Linked DNA regions of Homo sapiens: region 1 is linked to region 2. The links are chromatin contacts, found by Hi-C or POLR2A ChIA-PET in ENCODE. All regions are on one chromosome and are shown on one strand. Each heading gives the region's core, a stretch centred on a gene start or an enhancer-like site at or near the end of the contact. The rest is flanking DNA. Distances are from core to core; before and after follow the strand shown. Region 1 overlaps GAB2 (GRB2 associated binding protein 2). Region 2 overlaps GAB2 (GRB2 associated binding protein 2).

Region 1 (2,953 bases), core at 340-2,839, 45 kb after region 2:
CCTCCACCTCGCTGTTTCAAGCAATTCCCCTGCCTCAGCCTCCCGAGTAGCTGGGATTACAGGTGCCCACCACCATGCCCCGCTAATTTTTTTTGTAGTTTTAGTAGAGACAGGGTTTCACCATGTTGGCCAGACTGGTCATGAACTCCTGACCTCAGGCGATCCAACTGCCTCAGCCTCCCAAAGTGCTGGAATTACAGGCGTGAGCCACTGCGCCTGGCCTATTATCCAATTTTAAAGATGAAGAAACTGGGAGGGTGAAGTGGTTAAGTAACTTAATTGTAGATATAAAGTTATAAATCGACAAAGCAAGGACTTATGACTCTGTCCTCTGGGCTCTTTTTGCTCACCAAGACCTGCCCCACGTGTCTCAGAAAAGTACTGAAACTTCTCAGATCTAGTGTCCTCAACTCCCATCAAGGGTGGCAGAAACGGGAACTAAAAAATATGTGTTTGTGTGTGTGTGTAATATAAAACATGATATACTGTTTCATGTTAATTCTTAGAGAATCTCTGGGTGGTGATCTATCAGTCCTTGGTCTGCTATTTATTGTGTGATCACCACATCTCAGGCAAGTTCCTTGGGCTAAGATTCATGAAGAAGGTGTCACTTGCTCTGTTCATAAGGTTGTCACGAGAATCTGATGTGTATAAGCCTTAGTGTATTCTTTGGGATCACTCTAAAGCTTTTTTTTTCCCAGCACTTTTTTTTTCAGTTCTTCACATGGTTTGGATCAATGCAGCTGCCAGATAAACAGCGTTACCTACCACAATAAAGCAAAGACTGAATCCGAATCCTAGACTGTTGAGAATATTAATGGCCACTCCTGTTTTACATGTCAAGCACCTCATATGATGCCTGACTCAGGGTTCAATGAATGGTTCCTTTACTTCCCCTCCTGGCTTTGTGCTTTTAAGGGTGAACTGCAAGGTGCTTGATGCTCCCAAATCCTGAGGCTAAGGAATAATCCAGCTAGGAACAGGACATAGAACTCTGGTATTGCCCCACCTCAGGATCACCAGGGATCATGTGCAAGACCCACAGCCTCCCTATGATTCAGTTTCTCCACCCCTCCAATAGGCTGATTCATTTGTTCAGGGTACACCATGGAGTCCAGCCAAATGCAAATAAACTGTCTATGGGGCATGTGCCAAGCTTTTCTGGGAGCAGGCTCATTACTGCCATAGTCACTACAACAAATAACAACAAAAGCCTCTAGGTGCAAATTACCACATATAATAAACTTAATTTAAGAAACACTGAAGAGACCCTTACTTGCATTTTAATTTACATAGCACCATTTATCACACAAGTGCCCTGGGGCCTCTACAAATTGAAAATAAGGTATCAGTACAGATTAGCTTCTACTATGCCTCAGTGATCCTACCAACTTAAATCCACCTACCAAAAAAATGTGAAGAGAGCACATGAAAGACTACAGAAAGAGTAATGGAAAAGAAGACACAGTCTGAAAAACATGGCAGAATTCTAAGTTCTAGTTCTAGCTGGGTTATTCAGCTAGTTAGCCTCTGGATGTGGGAGTGTCAAGTCCTGTGCAATTCACCCATAAAAGCACAAGGCCAGGAGGGGAAGTAAAGGAACCATTCACTGAGCCCTGAGTCAGGCAGGCATCACATGAGGTGCTTGACATAGGGCTCGCATGTAAAACAGGAGTGGCCATTAATATTTCCAAAAGTCCAGGGAGAAACCGTTGTGATGGTACTTGCAAGCCTCTTTTCCAAAGTAATACACTGAAAGTGTTATAACAGTGACAAAAAACACCATATAGACAGACAGACAATAGCAGCTTGCACTGCGTCCCATATGACATGCCAAAATTCTTCACTCACATGGTGTAATTTTTAATACAACCACTTAGGAAGTAGACGCTATTATCCTCATTTTGTAGATGAACAAACTGAGTAGCTTTAAGTGGTTAAGCATCTTGCCTGAAGTCAGTCCCCTAGGTTTAAGTCCCACCTTGATCTTCTGCTAGTTATGTGATTTCAGCCAAACTCCAACTTTGCTGTGCTTTAGTATCTTAATATAATGGAGATAAAACAAGTCTTCCCTGTCATTCACTGAAGGTTACAAGTATAACATGTTATACAGAATATTAAAGTGTCAAGTGTATATAGAAGTACCTTGCTTTCTCCCAGCTAGATTACAATCACTGGTGGACAGAGACCAGGTCACATGCTTACTTTAAATCCCGGAAGGTAAGACTATATTGCATATGTGGAATGGTTATGCAAAGGAACAAAAACTGTCGGTTTAGTCATCTTTTTGACACATTTACAGAACAGCCACCTCTGTGCCACAATGCTACTGGGACGCAGAGGTGAAGAGGTGCCACCACCGTCAAGAGGCCTTGGAGAAAGACCATGGCACATTAAAGGTAAAGTGAATAAAATGAACGTGGTCTGTAAAGGCAGGGCTTGCTATGGGAGCAGTGAGAACTAACATGACTCCATTACAGCTTCACAGTGGCAGCGAGGGAGACAGCAGATAAAGCTCAGAAAACAGGCTGGACACAGACTGTAGAAAAGCTTTCAAAGAGTTTCAGAAGAGACAGCAAACTGAAGGAGCTAATTGAGAGAGTAAGAGAAGGAAGGAGAGTAAAAGGGCAGGGGGGAGGAGGTCTCTGAGTGAATTATAAACACACTTCAAAGTTCTGCTCACGGCTGGCTGTCTATCCCAATCTTATTTTATTTTGTTTTGCTTTTCCTCTCAGTCTATTCCCCTCTTCTTCTCGCATTATTTCAAAATGGCTTTCCCCCCTTTTTAATGTCTTTGAACTGCCAAGGATAGCAAGAAGCCTGCTTTTAGGGGATCCTCAGGAATATTTCACCTTCTGTTTTCTCATCTATAAGGTAATTATAACACATCCTAGGACTATCACACAAATACAAAAGAAATAACAGAACTTTTCAGCAAATGGTGCTGGGAAAA
Region 2 (3,046 bases), core at 65-2,564:
GAGTCTCTGAATAAAGGGAAGTCTTAAAATCTGATTACATTTAGTTTTATGAACATGGATTGTATCTTCCTCATGTTTTCATATTTTTATGGACTGATAAAAATTTCTGTAGCGCAGCCCTGCAGGTCCCTGTTTTGAAACATCTGCTGCGGACCAGTATCCTCACATTGTGTGCCAGCCTTCCCAAGCAACCAGTGGGGAGAAGGAAGGGTGGGCAGTTGAGTGCAGCTTGTATCACTTGACCCTCTCCTCTGCTATACTCAAAGTGGCTCCCTCTCAATTGTTTCATAAATTATTCTGTTTCATGTGAGATTTGGTTAAAAAGCAATGCTTTAAAAAAGGTTTGGAAATCACTCCTAGTTTACTGTTGAAGAAACTGAGATAAATCGTAACAAAGCTGAAATTTAAAACCAGAACTCTGTTTCCCAGCACAGATCCTAGAGAGAGAAGACTGTATCTACTGATTTTGTAGAGTTCTGAATCCTACGTAGCGCTACACATAACCGGATGTTTAATCGTAATCAAGATCTTCAGAGGTCCAAGGTGACCTTACCACTAAATACAAAGTTCTAATTCTACCTCTAGCCCAATATTAGAGTTAGACTGGGCTTTGGAATCCAGTCAGGGACCAATTCAACAATCATTTATTATCCTCTTTTAATAGGGATAAGCAGAAGCACTCAACCAAAAAAGTAGGGGGGATCTTATGAGATGTTTGGGAGCCATTCAAAGCTTCTGGCGCTGTGGAGTTGGGACGAGATGCTCCCAAGTCTAACAGTCTTTGGGTTTTGGCAGGTAACACTAGACTATCTATGCTGGCTGGCTGGGGTGGTGAGGGGGAGTGTCTGGTATTTAAAAAAAAAAAAAAAAAAGGCAGAAATAAGGATGAAGACTTAGAACGAAGAGAATAGGGTCAGGTTTCTCCCTGTCTCCTTTTCCTCCTTCAGAGGATTTGGAATTCCCTGAAGTTGGTCAAGGTTGGAGTTTGTTCTAGGACAACACAGAAACATTTGCGAGGATTTTATGGAGCTCATGTCTGAACTCACGGCCTGTTCTGTGGATGACTAGAACCAGCTGTAAATGAAAAATGACAAGCAAGAGATGGAGGAGGAAGGCCTGATATTTCAGGGTTATTTAAAATAACCTTTTTTTCTTTCTTTTTTTTTTAAAGGAATTAGAATTTCAGATCTGGCTGGAAACTGGTCTGGATATTTATTTTCCTCATTGTCTCAGTGGAAAAAAAGGGTGGGTGATTCAGACAGCAGCCTCCGCCTCTGGGCTGGAGCCTGGGTCAGTCTCCACTCTGTTCTTTCTTCCTTGAGAGAGGAGTCTCAGCCTGGGGAGAAGATGCATATTACCGCCCACATTTGCTTTTGGCTTCCAACAAGGGTTCCCCAGAGGAGTTGGTCTGATTTCAGTTAATAAAACAAAACCCAAAAGGTCAGGGAGGGAATGAGGGAGGAAAAGGCCCTCCCAGGGATGAGAAGACAGAAAGAGTAAGGTCTCTGAGCAAGGCTTCTCCCTGGCTCTCTGTCTCTCTTTTCATGGTGGGGGAAGGACCAAGGTCATCAGAATGAATCTGAATGGACTACTTGGCTCTACCACAGTTCTCCCTGCTGTAAGAAATCCAGCTTGAATAAGAGGTCCTGACTTTTAAGGCACCAGTCATTCTCTCTAGAAAGAGCTATTTGAAGACCCCACTAACATTCCTCACTGGATGCTGAAGACTTCCCCAAAAGCATTCCTATGGGTATCGTTTGACCCCAGGTGGGACCCAGGACTTAAAATAATTTGAGTGTTGACTTACTCGGGAAACTTAAGGATTACTAGAAGTTTAAGTATTTACAAAATATTTAAAGGGGACAGTCTCACTAAAATTTTAGTAGAGAAAAGGTGGGGAAGATATAAAGAAGAGTTGGTCAGAACTTTGGGAATTCTTTATTCCATAAGATTAGACATGTGACTACTGTGAAATTCCTGCCAAGGAGTTCGAGAAGGTAAAAAACTAAAATAGTAGAGAAGATACAGTGGAGGCTTTGGCCTTATTTCAAAATCTCCAAGAGTTACAAAATGGGGCTCTGGTGAGCTAAATTGCCTGAGCTGTAACTCACAGTAGCTTGTAGGTTCCTCTAAGAAGGATCATGTTATCTTGCTAGTTTAGCCATCAGAGGTTAATATCGATGTACAGATAGCACTGAGCACTTTGGAAGGCCAAGGCGGGTGGATCACGAGATCAGGAGATCAATATCATCCTGGCCAACATGGTGAAACCCCGTTTCTACTAAAAATACAAAAATTAGCCGGGCATGGTAGTGTGCGCCTGTAATCCCAGCTACTCAGGAGGCCGAGGCAGGAGAATCGCCTGAACCCGGGAGGTGGAGGGTGGAGGTTGCAGTGAGCTGAGATCGCGCCACTGCACTCCAGCCTGGGCAACAGAGCGAGACTCCGTCTTAAAAAAAAAAAAAAAAGAATAGTCAGTTCTCAGTGATTTATAAACCTCTTGCTCCTCCTCTTCCTTCTTGCTGTCCGTTTTGTGACTTAGAAGCAGCCATGGTAAACAGCTCTGTGACAATGGGTTGGGAAAAGTGAGGAGTCAGAGGACACAGCCATAGACGGTAGTCAAAAGCCTTGGATTCTGGGCCCTTCCACTCTGCTTTCTGGCATCATCACTTAGTGCCTTTAAGCCTTAGTTTCCTTGCTTTTGCGATAGGAATGATATTATCAGCCCCTACCTATCTCACTTTGTTTCCTCATGCTTAAATGAGACTGCGTAAGTGTTGTATAGACTATAAAGTTCTGTAAAAACACCAAATATTTAAATTATATTCTGTTCATCTTGTCCTACAGACATAGAAATCATCACTACTATTGCTACGACCACTACAAGGAAAAAGTGAAGTGAGCAGCTGCTGTTCACAATGTGTACCTGTACATTCTCCAAGCTTTACCTGTGCAACCTCCCAACAACGCTGTGAGGAGCATCATCTCCATTTTACAGATGATAAAACCTCCAAGAGGGAAAGTGATTTATTCAACATCAATAAGG

What was found. Hi-C counts contacts between places; a loop is a spot of excess contacts on that map. ChIA-PET counts read pairs that join two places held with the same protein, here RNA polymerase II (POLR2A). Pooled maps may share reads with other maps.
Region 1: a map of ascending aorta shows a loop between it and region 2 (2.4-fold over the local background). The contact joins two enhancer-like sites. A Hi-C loop is called at or near these places in 7 of 168 maps with a recorded cell type or tissue (IMR-90, Right ventricle myocardium inferior, ascending aorta and 4 more) and 6 of 50 pooled maps. POLR2A ChIA-PET finds 5 or more read pairs at or near these places in 6 of 52 experiments (Caco-2, MCF 10A, PC-3 and 2 more).

The regions. Positions count from the first base shown.
Region 1 is chr11:78,312,507-78,315,459 of GRCh38, forward strand. All of the region lies in intron 1 of GAB2 (GRB2 associated binding protein 2), which reads right to left. LOC105369402 (a long non-coding RNA gene) reads left to right here. Exons shown (of 3, transcript XR_950343.4): 2 at 2,303-2,399. Among named protein-coding and RNA genes, the nearest start is that of GAB2, 100 kb to the right of the region's middle. Within about 2 kb of position 1,590, at least 10 of the 41 ENCODE cell types and tissues checked have a DNase peak (open chromatin) inside an H3K27ac peak, as active enhancers do; they include ascending aorta and tibial artery, where a contact is called at or near this core.
Region 2 is chr11:78,267,882-78,270,927 of GRCh38, forward strand. All of the region lies in intron 2 of GAB2 (GRB2 associated binding protein 2), which reads right to left. Among named protein-coding and RNA genes, the nearest start is that of USP35, 80 kb to the left of the region's middle. Within about 2 kb of position 1,315, at least 11 of the 41 ENCODE cell types and tissues checked have a DNase peak (open chromatin) inside an H3K27ac peak, as active enhancers do; they include ascending aorta and tibial artery, where a contact is called at or near this core.